2 separate regions of the Homo sapiens genome follow, and region 1 is linked to region 2. A link is a contact called in ENCODE Hi-C or POLR2A ChIA-PET data. All regions are on one chromosome and are shown on one strand. Each heading gives the region's core, a stretch centred on a gene start or an enhancer-like site at or near the end of the contact. The rest is flanking DNA. Distances are from core to core; before and after follow the strand shown.

Region 1 (6,400 bases), core at 3,901-6,400, 64 kb before region 2:
AGGTCAGCGTACCAGGTAAGCATACTGCCAAGAGAGAGGTCTCAGCAGATGCAGAACTCAGACAGTGGCAGGTAAAGGAGAGAGTACGGAATTTCTTTTTAAAAGCTGGCAAAGTGGCAGAGTTACAGAGGGAAAAGAAGTAACAGCAGATGAGAGTTTCAAATCAAGTCCCCCTGCAAAGTTTCTCCACCAACAGTGCAGATACTAGGTTCTTTCCTTTAGGTGCTCGGCGGTTTTGTAAGGTCTTTCTATTCCAATGACAAATGAAACCTAAAGAGGTTTGCATGTCCCCACAAAGAACTAAAGGGTTATTTTTTATTTATCTGTAGACAAGGATTTTCACTGATCTTTTATTGGCCTGTCCTTCAAAGGCTCCTCCGCTGCACCTTTACCTTCATGATTAACCTTGACATTCCTTACCTGGGTGTGTACAGAAGAAACAGCTTGCACTTCAATATTAAATACTCCCTTATGTCCTTCAGCCCACTTAATGGGAGGATTCTGTAATGGGACTTTCTGTGTTAAAGAGAAAAAAAAAAGATTAGCAATCCAATTCCCTTTTCTGATTACTAACAAGCAATGCAGACCAACTTGACTGGAAATGTCAGGGTTATACAAATACAGAACTCTCTTGAAAACTAATCTAACTGTTCTTGGAGTCAGGAGCCCTGGATTCAACTTCAATTCTACACCAAACTAGTTAATATTTATGTATTTATTCATTCCTTTTGAGACAGGGTCCCACTCTGTCGCCAGGCTGAAGTGCAGTGGTGCAATCACGGTTCACTGCAGCCTCGACCTCCTGGGCTCAAATGATCCTCCCGTCTCAGTCTCTGGAGTAGCGGGGACTACAGGCACACACCACCACACCCAACTAATTTTTCTATTTTTTGTAGAAATGTGGTTTCACCATGTTGCCCAAGCTGGTCTCAAACTTCTGGGCTCAAGTGATCTGCCCACTTCAGCCTCCCAAAATGTTGGGATTACAGGTGTGAGCCACTGTGCCCCGCTTCAAACTAGTTATTTTTACTTAGACGACTCAACTAAACTTTCTGGGCCTTAGTGTTCTGTTCTCATGCTGTGAGAAGAGGGCTGAACGGTGTAATCTGTCTCTAAGTTCCAAACCAGCATTGATGATTCTGGATTCTAGGAATTAAAATAAATTAAGATCCCAGCAATTTCCCCATTAATCAGAATTGTCAGGACAAAGTATAGAATATCTTTACAAGACATGAAATTTTAATACTTTTGAGTACCCGATATTACTTTCCCTTTCACCACAGTTTTTCCAAGTGTTTCCCACATGTTTCTAGGCCAGGTCGGCTCCTGCTTTAATTACTCAAAGTGACTCTTTTATACGTTTATATATCATTACCTTCGTAGGTCTTACAGACAGTTTCTTGCCTTAAATTCCCATTGAAATTGCATTCCTTTAGAGATGTCCTGCAGTGTTGAGTGAGGGCCTCGCCTAGGTTTGTATGTCTTTCATCATAATGAAAGGTAGATGTGTACAGGGGATGGAGACCTTTAAAGCTATCTGAAGCAGTCAAAAGCTGGGGCCCAAAGTGGGCTCTAGCCTACACACACGTTCTGTTTGAAGTATTAGGAACTTTAAAAAATTAATTACCAATATTTGAAAGCCTGAAAATTTCCTATAAAAGACTGCTTTTCTAACTTCATTTGAGTACTGGAAGAAATGAAAAAATTGGCCTTATATCCCAGCATGTCACCAATCTGCAGAGTGAAGAGAACAGCTGTGACCTTCAGATGGGGAAGAGACAATCTCCAGAGTGAACAGATGCCACCAGAACAAGGCATTCATTTATGTTACTCATCTGGATCCTGTGGGCACTTGAGTTTGCCATCTGTGATCTAAAATAGCACTGTCCAGTGGAAATATAACGTGAGCTATATATGTAATTTAAAATCATCTAGTGGCCACATTAAAAAAGTAAAAAGGGGCCGGGCATGGTGGCTCACACCTATAATCCCAGGACTTTGGGAGTCCAAAGTGGGAGGATCACATGAGGCCAGGAGTTTGAGACCAGCCTGAGCAGCATAGCAAGACACTGTTTCTAATGAAAAAAAAAAAAAAAATTAGCTGGGCGTGGTGGTGCATGCCTATAGTCCCAGCTACTAAGGAGGCCGAGGTGAGACGACTGCTTGAGCCTATGAGTTCAAGATTACAGTGAGCTGTGATCACGCCACTGCACTCCAGCCTGAGTGACAGAGCAAGACCCTGTCTCTAAAAAAAAAAAAAAAAAAAAAAAAACACAAAAGGACCATGTGAAAGTAATATTTCATTTAACTCAATACAGCCTAAAGACTGTTTCAATATGTAATCAATGTAAAAAATTATTAATACAATATTTCACATTTTTCCCCATGAAGTTTTTGAAATCTGTTGCATATTTTACTTATAGCACATATCTCAGTTTGAACTAGCCATATTTTCCTCAATAGCCACATACAGCTAGTGGCTATCTTATCAGACAGTGCAGGTTTAAAGGATACTAAGAGAGGCTAAGGGTATATCTATAAACACAGCATAGCGCAAGTAAGAAAAAGGAATTAATGTTTACTTAGGAATTGAGTTTGTTGTTTGGCAAGCATTATCTCATTTAATGCTTACAGCAACCTTATAGGCAGATATGCAGATATGGGCTCAGTTTCATCTTCGAGACTCAGAGAGGGTAAGCAACTCACCAACATTCACACAGCTAGGGAGTGGCAGAATCTAGACTTTGGACACAGATTTGTCTCTCTCCAACACTCAGGTCTTTCCTATAGCTTAAAAAGATAATAGGGGGTTCTAAGAAATTAGAGTGTGCAACTTGATGATAAGAAGGTGGTTTTGAGGGATACTGAAAGGTGTTGATGTCCAAATCATAAAGACCAATCAGGGAAATGTCTGTGGACATACTCGGATTGCCCCTTAGATGGCTTTGATGAGAGAAGTTTTGGTTTACCAGACACATGCCTGTGGTCCAGGGCAAAAGTTGGTTCTCTCTTTAAGGAAAAAAGAAAATAAGAGGAAAACAGCCGGAAGTGAGACGGTAGATGGCGAAAGAACAGAGAAGAAAGTTGACTGGAACGGTTGAAATTAAATTCAAATTTCTGAGAAATTCTTCAACTTAAAATTGCAAGGAAAGCAAAAGAGATGGAGGATCTGTAGATTAAAAGCGTCTCCAGAGATGTAACAATCAATATCAGTGTGTGGACCTTATCTGAATACCAATTTTAAAAAGCAAGCGTCAAAAATATAGCATTAGTGGGATAATTAAAAATTTGATCAGTGACTGAATATTTGATGATACTAAGAAATTACAGTTAAAATTTTAAAGTATGACAATGGTATTGTGATGGTTAAAAACAAATCCCTTATCTTTTAAGATGCAGACTAAAATGAAATATGATGTCCGAGATTTACTTCAAAATAATACTTATTGATGTAAACCTATGCAAGGAACTGAGAAGTGGGCTAGCAGTGTGACAGCTGGTGCAGTCAGGGTGGACAGTCCCCTGGGCTCCCTTTATTTATTTTTTATTTATTTATTTTGAGATGGAGTCTCACTCTGTCACCCAGGCTGCAGTGCAGTGGTGTGATCTCAGCTCACTGCAACCTCCACTTCCCAGGTTAAAGCGATTCTCCTGCCTCAGCCTCCCGAGTAGCTGGGATTACAGGCACCCGCCACCACGCCCGGCTAATTTTTTTGTATTTTTAGTAGAGATGGAGTTTCACCATGTTGGCCAGGCTGGTCTTGAACTTCTCACCTCAAGTGATCTGCCTGCCTCGGCCTCCCAAAGTGCTGGGATTACAGGCACCCAACAGCAGGCCCAGCTAATTTTTGTATTTTTAGTAGAGATGGGGTTTTGCCACCTTGGCCAGGCTGGTCTTGAAATCCTGACCTCAGTTGATCCACCTGGGCTTCTCTTTAAATGGGTGCACTGCAGCAGAGTGGATGAGCAAGAGAAAGTGCCAGAAACAGGAAGTGGGAAAGGCTATTGGCATTGGGATTGGTAGGAGAATAAATACCTTGGTATCTACCGGAGGGCTGTGACAACTGACCCAAGAAAGAAACGGATGAATCTGGCCTGGGAATCTTTTATAAGGATCCTTGATGGGAACAGTTGTTTACTATGAATGGCCTTAGTTTGCCTCCTCTTCTATAATACATTATTCTGGGAATCCCTCTGTGGTAGATAATGCAAGGTTATGCTGCCTTGGGTGTAGGTTGCGTCTACTGAACATTCTGATTTGGTGGCATTTAAAAGAATGAGGTTTCACAGTCAGTTATTCCTCCCATCCTATCAGAACAATGTGCTCTCTGAGAACATGATGAACATCCATGGCCACATGGGAATGGAAAGTGAGTCTGGGAAGGTGGTCCAAGACTACAGCTGGACAAGAAACAGCTGATGGCCAGCTTGCCAATTACCTCAGCAGAATGCATGGAGTAGTTGGGTGGCAATTTTTCCAAGGCAACTGGGAGACAGTAGGATCCAGTTTGAAGACGTTCATTTAAGAGAATTGGCAGCCACTGAAACAGATGATGTAAATAATAAAGTGGTATTTATTACAGCATATAATTCTGATAATTTATCTAGCTCGCAATAATCAAATGCAACTAAACAGTGAGTAGATATTGACCAGTACTCTTTTTGGCAGTAATTTCTGTCCAGTTCTTTGCATTTTAAATCTCCGAGACCTCCTGAAATGGTAATATTGATGATTTATTGCTTTTGGAGCTAAAGCAGTAGCATTTTTCTCTGTAGCCAATGTTTGTGTGTGTCTGAACAACATCAATGTTTATTTCACCTTTTATATCTTTTAAAGAAAAAATGGTTTCTTCTTGGGGGACAAAGCTAGTTCTATACGTGAAGCATGGATATTAAATTTGGAAATAGTGAACACTGCAATGCTTTTTAAAAAACAGATGAGTATTCTTCCAACATCTATCACCCGCTAGCTTTCCATTCCTGAAATTTGACATTTGCTAAGGCAAATCATTTCTGCCTCTTGCTATAATGTGGCTTAGCATGTTTTGCTACTTCTGACTGGAAAAAATCAAGTGAATAGAATTTGGTTGTTTATCTCTGCAGGGACCTCAGATGCACCAACAACTGCAGTGTGAGTCAGCAGGCTGGAAACAACTCACTGAATATCCCAGGAGAGTTTCCACGGAGGCTCCTTGCTTCTGCTGACAGCTGATATGGTAGAAGGTGAACAGGAGGTGGTGATTTACTGTGAGCTTAGCGGGGAGCTTAATTTTCACTTCTTCATAAAAGTCAGGAGACCTGTTTCAAAAGCACATTATACACAAATAACTTTTAGCAAGAATGATGACTTCTCTGATTGTAAAACGCCACAGCCCCTTTGCTCCTCAGAATTTGCCTGGTGTTTTGCTTTTCATTTTACATTACTCTGCTCTGAAGCTGGAAGTCCCTGAGACCAAGCTTATGTTATTAGATGCACTTCCCTTACATAAAACTGTTCATGAACTAAAGGCTTTGTCAGGAAAAACAAAAAACAAAAAACAAAAAACAAAAAACAACTCCCCCACACAATGGAAAACTCCAACAACTTAATTTGAAGAAAGGATGAGGTTTGGACTCCTGCTGTGACCTCCTTTTTCCATTTCTACCCAAGGAACCAAGCCTAGCACCTAGCTGCACTCATCAAAGAGTAGAAGCAAATGAATGAGGCAGGAGGAAAAAGGAACCAATTTAACTGCATTATGAAGCCCTAGGTTCTTCATTAATTACGAAGTACATTACGTACATTGTAAAGTAATGTAGGTATGTAATGTACATTACCTCACTTAATCCTCATCCCAATCCCAGAATGTGCTTAAATGAAGGACTTAATTAGGCCCAGGTTATCAGGCCCGGATCAAACCCAATTCCGTCCAACACTGTGCAGGTGTCTCTCCCTTCCCTGTGGAACATGAATAATAGGGTGGGCATTATCCCATGACTCCATTTGCCGGTGGAATAATGAGTGTTCCATTTCTCCTTTGGTCAGCCTAGGCAGACAGTGGGGCAGGTGTCAAGTGGAGCGGACAGGGACACACAGGGCAAGGGGAGCCGGACTGTGCTTCTGGTCCCCTCCAGGGTCTCAAAGCAAGTTAGGAAATGTGTTTCCTTAATTAACGTAATACAACCTCTTTGCATCATACTAGAATAGAAGCTTCTGGAAAAGTCAAAACTATATTGGATTCTTGAAGACACGTTCTTCTCTCAGTCTTGGTTAATGGCAAAGTTATACATCTTCAACACAGAGTCACGGAACTGGCATGGATTTCCTTTGCCCCTCAGTCCCTGAATTATAAAAATAGTTAGGAGGAACCACCCACGGGACTTGGAAAAACCAGGAGATGATGAAACCATCTTGGCATAT
Region 2 (5,650 bases), core at 522-3,021:
AGGAGATCAAGACCATCCTGGCTAACATGGTGAAACCCCGTCTCTACTAAAAATACAAAAAATTAGCCGGGTGTCGTGGCACATGCCTGTAGTCCCAGCTACTCGGGAGGCTAAGGGAGGAGAATCACTTGAACCTGGGAGGCAGGGGTTGCAGTGAGCCAAGATCGTGCCACTGCACTCCAGCCTAGGCGACAGAGCAAGACTCTGTCTCTAAAAAAGAAAGAACACGTATTAATTGGAAGAGAAAGATAATCACAGTATATTGCTAATATGAAAAAGGAAGTTTTGCAATATTATGCATAATATAATCTAATTTTTATAAAATCTACGTGTACCAAGGAATCTTATCATATACTTGTTTAAATTTTATAAATCTAGCTATGTGGCCTCACCATTCTACTCAATAAGAAGGTGCACAAGAATGAGAGTGGAATTGAAAACATTGCTGTCATCTCGCAGTCTGAGATTCTCTCCATGATGAGTATTATTCCAATATTTCAAAACAAACAACTTTTGTACAATTTGGCTCTTTAAAAAAATTTAATAGACACATAATAGTTGTACCTATTTATGGAATACAGTGTAATATCTCAATACCTGTGTACAATGTGTAATGATCAAATCAGGGTAATTAGTGTACCCATTGCCTCAATTATCATTTCTTTGTGTTGGGAACATTCAAAATCCTTTCTTCTAGCTATTTGGAAACACAGAATAAATTATTATTAATTCTAGTCACCTTACAGTACTATCAAATACTAGAACTTATTCCTCCTATCTAGCTATAATTTTGTAACCGTTAACCAACCTCTCTATTCCCTTCTCCATCCATCCTTCCCAGCATCTAGTTACCACTTCTACCCTCTACTTCTATGAGATCAACTTATTTATCTTCCACATATAAGTGAGATCATGCAGTATTAGTCTTACTGTGCTTGGCTTATTTCACTTATCCTCTAGACTCATCCATGTTGATGCAAATGACAGGACTTCATTTTTTTATGGCTGAATAGTATTCTATCGTGTATACATACCACATTTTCTTTATCCATTCTTCTGCTGATGGATACTTAGGTTGAGTCCACGTCTTGGTTACTGTGAATAGTGCTGCAATAAACATGGGAGTGCAGATGTCTCTTTGATATACTGATATCCTTTCCTCTGGACATATATCTAGTAGTGAGACTGCTGGATCATATGATCAAGTTGGCTCTTAAACACAGACAGTGGGCCGGGTGCGGTGGCTCACACCTGTAATCCCAGCACTTTGGGAGGCCAAGGTGGGTGGATCACCTGAGGTCAGGAGTTCGAGATCAGCCTGACCAACATGGAGAAACCCTGTCTCTACTAAAAATACACAATTGGCCAGGCGTGGTGGCGCATGTCTGTAATCCCAGCTACTCGGGAGGCTGAGGCAGAAGAATCGCTTGAACTTGGGAGGCGGAGGTTGTAGTGAGCCGAGATCATGCCATTGCACTCCAGCCTGGCAATAAGAGCAAAACTCCATCTCAAAAAAAAAAAAAAAAAAAAAAAAAAAAAAAAAAAAAACAAAAAAAACCACACACAACACAGTGACTTGAGTTCTCTGCTAGTATGCTGCAGGAAAGCGTGTGCTTTGTGTGTACGCTGGTCTTCACCTATTGTTTCTGGGCTCCAAATTCACCCTTTTATGCCTTGTTCTTTGATGCTAGGTCAGCAAATCATATTTCCGCTGTGTCTGCTGCTCCCTTTAGGTTCTGTCAATAGGGAGCACTACAGGGTTACCGGATGGTTCAAGGAGGTCAAAGGGCCTGGCTCCTTCCTCTTGCTATTCCTCTCACCTTCGTAGTGACAGCTGGTTCTAGCCTTCAGGTTCTTTTGGTACTTCCAGAATCACCCTTATCTTACCTCCTTGAAGGTACCAGCACCAGCCGGGCAATTTCTCCTCCTGTGAGGCGTGAGTCCAGGCTTCATGAGGTTTTTCCCTCTGAGATCTTGAGACAACACCACCAGCTGGGCAGTACCTTCTCAGGGATTTCAGTCCTTGCTCTCAGGCTCCTCTTCTGAGCTTCTACGTTCTGACAACTCCAAGATCTTCCCCTAGACCTGCAGTCCTCAAATTGTGGTCCTGGGACCAGCAGCATCAGCATCACTTAGGAAATGCTAATTAAAAAGTATGAGGTTCACCCTCCAGACCTACTGAATCAGAAATTCCAGCAGACAGGGCCCAGCAACCTATATTTGAACAAACCCTCTGGGAGATTCTGATGAAGCTGAAGTGGAGAACCACTGCCGTATACCCCAGCCCCAGGCTGGTGTGCTGTTTCCCATAATGACGATTTTAGGATAGCCTCCATTTTTCCCTTTTGGTTCTCTCAGACCTCCAAAACCGGTTTAATCAATTCCCTGTGTTAAATTTCTTCTGCTGAAATACCTACCGTGGCTTCTATCTGACTAACATTAAGAGGAACAATTTAATTGGTCAGCATGTAGGGTGAAAATGGAATTCAGTCAAAATTACTGATGAAAAATTCCTTAAATCTCCCATAGAGCAGAGCATCCAGGTATTCTATCCCTCAGTAAGCCTGTCATATTTAGCGCTGGAAATGATGGCTGATTCTACTGTGAAGCTCCAAGTAAGTAGTGGGCTTTGCTTTAGGGGGACCACCTTGTCTGAAAAATTAGTATTATTTAAAAACCTCGAATCATTTCCAGCATGGTGAGATTCCTGTATTATGAAGACACATGGAAGCTGAAAACTATATTAGTTTACAAGAAGTTCTGTGCAAACTTGAACAAATTTTTTCTTCTCAATTTTATTTTTCTCATCTATAAAATGGGCAGGTTGGACAGCTCAGTAGTGTTAAACACATTCACACTGCAGTATAACCATCACCAGCATCCATCTCCATAATGCTGTTCATCTTGGGATGCCGAAACTCTACCCATTAAACAATAACTTCCTACTCCTCCCTCCCCCAGCCCCTGGCGACCACATTTTGTTTATCCATTCATTATGGATGGATACTTGGGCTGCTTCTACTTTTTGGCTGCTGTGAATAATGCTGCTGTGAGCATAGGTGTATAGAGCTTAACTTTTGGAAACATGGAATTTATTTGGCTATTGTTCTTTGGCCGTTTTATGCAAATGAAGGCTTGCTTTCTTTCTGTCTTCTATTTGTTAGAGTGTTTGCTGGAGTTCTTCAAATGACCCCAGGCATTTAAAAAATTAGTTACAGAATAGTGTTAAAAGCTCATTTCACAATATGTACACTTTAACTTGAATTTTAAACTGTAATTACTTTATAAGAATAATGACAACTGGCCAGGCGTGGTGGCTCATGCCTGTAATCCCAGCACTTTGGGAGGCCGAGGCGGGCGGATCACAAGGTCAGGAGATCAGGACCATCCTGACTAACACGGTGAAACCCCGTCTCTACTAAAAATACAAAAAGAAATTAGCTGGGCGTGGTGGCGGGAGCCTGTAGTCCCAGCTACCTGGGAGGCTGAGGCAGCAGAATGGCGTGAACCCGGGAGGCGGAGCTTGCAGTGAGCCAAGATCGTGCCACTGCAGTCCAGCCTGGGCGACAGAGCGAGACTCTGTCTCAACAAAAAAAAAAAAGAAAAAGAATAATGACAATAACAATAACAGTGACCAGCATTGACTAGGCACTAAGTGTACTTGGCATTATTCTAATTCTTTATGGATATTAACTCATTTAATACTCAAATAACCTCATGAGTTAGTATTACCATCCTTGTTTCCCAGGGGAGGAAACTGAAGCCCAATAAGTTTAATTATCCTGCTTGAAGTTAGAGAGTTAGTACATGGTAGAATCACTAGGAGAATGCAGGTATTCTGGCCTCAGCATAGAGCTTTTCATTACTCTGTAGTTTGCCTTAGGGGCACCAAGAGTCTCTGCAGGAACTGTCGTAGGGATGGGCCCAAGGTGTCTCTGTCCCCCAGTTAGAGCTTTTCCACTTTTTTCTATTTTAATCATTGGGTTTCTGGGTTTTCATTTGAACACCAATTTCTACAGCTACAAATAAGTTTGAAAAAAAAAATCACTGACTCAGATGGTAAAGTTCCTCCTACTCAAACTTTCTATGCGTCTATCGTTTATTCTAGTTTGTAAAACTGACAGCATGCCCTGGGCAGAAGAGCCCAGTAACCTGGTAACCATGTTTGTTGACAGGAAATACCTGAGCAGCGGGTTCACTGCACTCCAAGGTTTCCGACTCAAACGTCTGTTTCGGAAGCGTCTTGTGAAAATCTTTTCGAGATCCAGTCTTTTTAAAGCCACAGATTTCTGGACTTCCTTGGTTTCTTTTATGGTTGATATTTAATTTGGAGAGAGAAAGAGGGAGAGAGAGCGGCAAACCATTAGATTAAAAATAAAAGTAATGGCTTAAGTGTAGACATGGTGCTGAGAGAGCTTTCAAAGAGGGAACCAATTATAATTCCTCACATTTAATTATTCTCCAGGCCTAATACAAGGCTCTGTTGTAATGAGATACAAATTTACCCCCTGGCTGGCTCATTATTAAAGGGAGGCATGGCCTGGGAAAATGCCACTTCAGAGGTGCGGTCATTTCAGCTGTGGGGCATTTGGCTCCGAGCTGAAGCTAAACTATGACCCTAGTGTAAGTGGCTGGAATAAATCTAGCAATGTGCAGAAGCCACAAATAGAGATCGTTTGAAGATAAAAATAGAGAAAACCATTTAATCTTCACATCAATGTTCTTAATAATGAATAAAGCAGGCGGGACATGGTTAAGAAAAAATAAAAATAAATGATTTAACTTTGCAAACATCCTCAATCTCCACTCTATGAACTCTGTTAAAGTTGTGTTGAATAATATACAGCTGTGGGAAGAGTTTAAAACAGAATGTCTAGCCCTGTCACTGAAGAAATGAGACAGACCATCATAAGAAAGGTAAAACATGTAAGTTGTCAAGTGATGACTAGAGAAACCAACATGTGTATTTCCCATTTTTATGACTCAAAGACATCTTTGGAAAACATGTTACAAAGTCAAGTGCACAAACACGCCACTTTTATTTTTATTGAGGATACGGGATATCTTATCTTTTATTTTTTTCCAACTTTTATTTTAGGTTCAAGGGATACATGTGCAAATTCATTACATGGGTAAATTGCATGTCACTTAGGTTTGATGTATGCATGATACTGACGTCACCCACATAGTGACCATGGTACTCAATAGGCAGTTTTTCAACCCACACCTGCTTCCATCCTCCCTTCTTTAGTAATCCCTGGTGTCTACCGTGTTATCTTTATGCCCATGTTTACCCGATGTTTAGCTCCTGCTTATAAATAAGAACATGTGGTATTTGGTTTTCTGTTCCTGTGTTAATTTGTTTAGGATAATGGCCTCCAGCTGCATCCATGTTGCTGCAAAAAAACCCCCATGATTTTGTTCTTTGTTATGGCTGTGTGGTATTTCATGGTGTATATGTACCAAATTTTCTTTATCTAGTCCACTGTCGATGGGCATCTAGGTTGATTCCATGTCTTTGCTATTGTGAATTGTGCTGTGAGGAACATACGAGTGCATGTGTCGTTTTTGTAGAACAATTTATTTTCCTTTGGGTATAGACCCAGTAGTGGGATTGCTGGGTTGAATGGTAGTTCTGTTTTAAGTTCTT

Evidence for each region. A loop is a pair of places that touch in the nucleus more often than their neighbours do. ChIA-PET counts read pairs that join two places held with the same protein, here RNA polymerase II (POLR2A).
Region 1: a map of GM12878 shows a loop between it and region 2 (6-fold over the local background). The contact joins two enhancer-like sites. A Hi-C loop is called at or near these places in 2 of 168 maps with a recorded cell type or tissue (GM12878 and ovary). POLR2A ChIA-PET finds 5 or more read pairs at or near these places in 4 of 52 experiments (HEK293, OCI-LY7 and activated T-cell).

The regions. Positions count from the first base shown.
Region 1 is chr9:370,326-376,725 of GRCh38, reverse strand. It overlaps DOCK8 (dedicator of cytokinesis 8), which reads right to left. Exons shown (of 48, transcript NM_203447.4): 17 at 5,160-5,298; 18 at 4,440-4,541; 19 at 421-516. Among named protein-coding and RNA genes, the nearest start is that of DOCK8-AS2, 97 kb to the left of the region's middle. Within about 2 kb of position 5,150, at least 2 of the 41 ENCODE cell types and tissues checked have a DNase peak (open chromatin) inside an H3K27ac peak, as active enhancers do.
Region 2 is chr9:303,237-308,886 of GRCh38, reverse strand. It overlaps DOCK8 (dedicator of cytokinesis 8), which reads right to left. Exons shown (of 48, transcript NM_203447.4): 5 at 4,183-4,306. Among named protein-coding and RNA genes, the nearest start is that of DOCK8-AS1, 90 kb to the right of the region's middle. Within about 2 kb of position 1,771, at least 2 of the 41 ENCODE cell types and tissues checked have a DNase peak (open chromatin) inside an H3K27ac peak, as active enhancers do.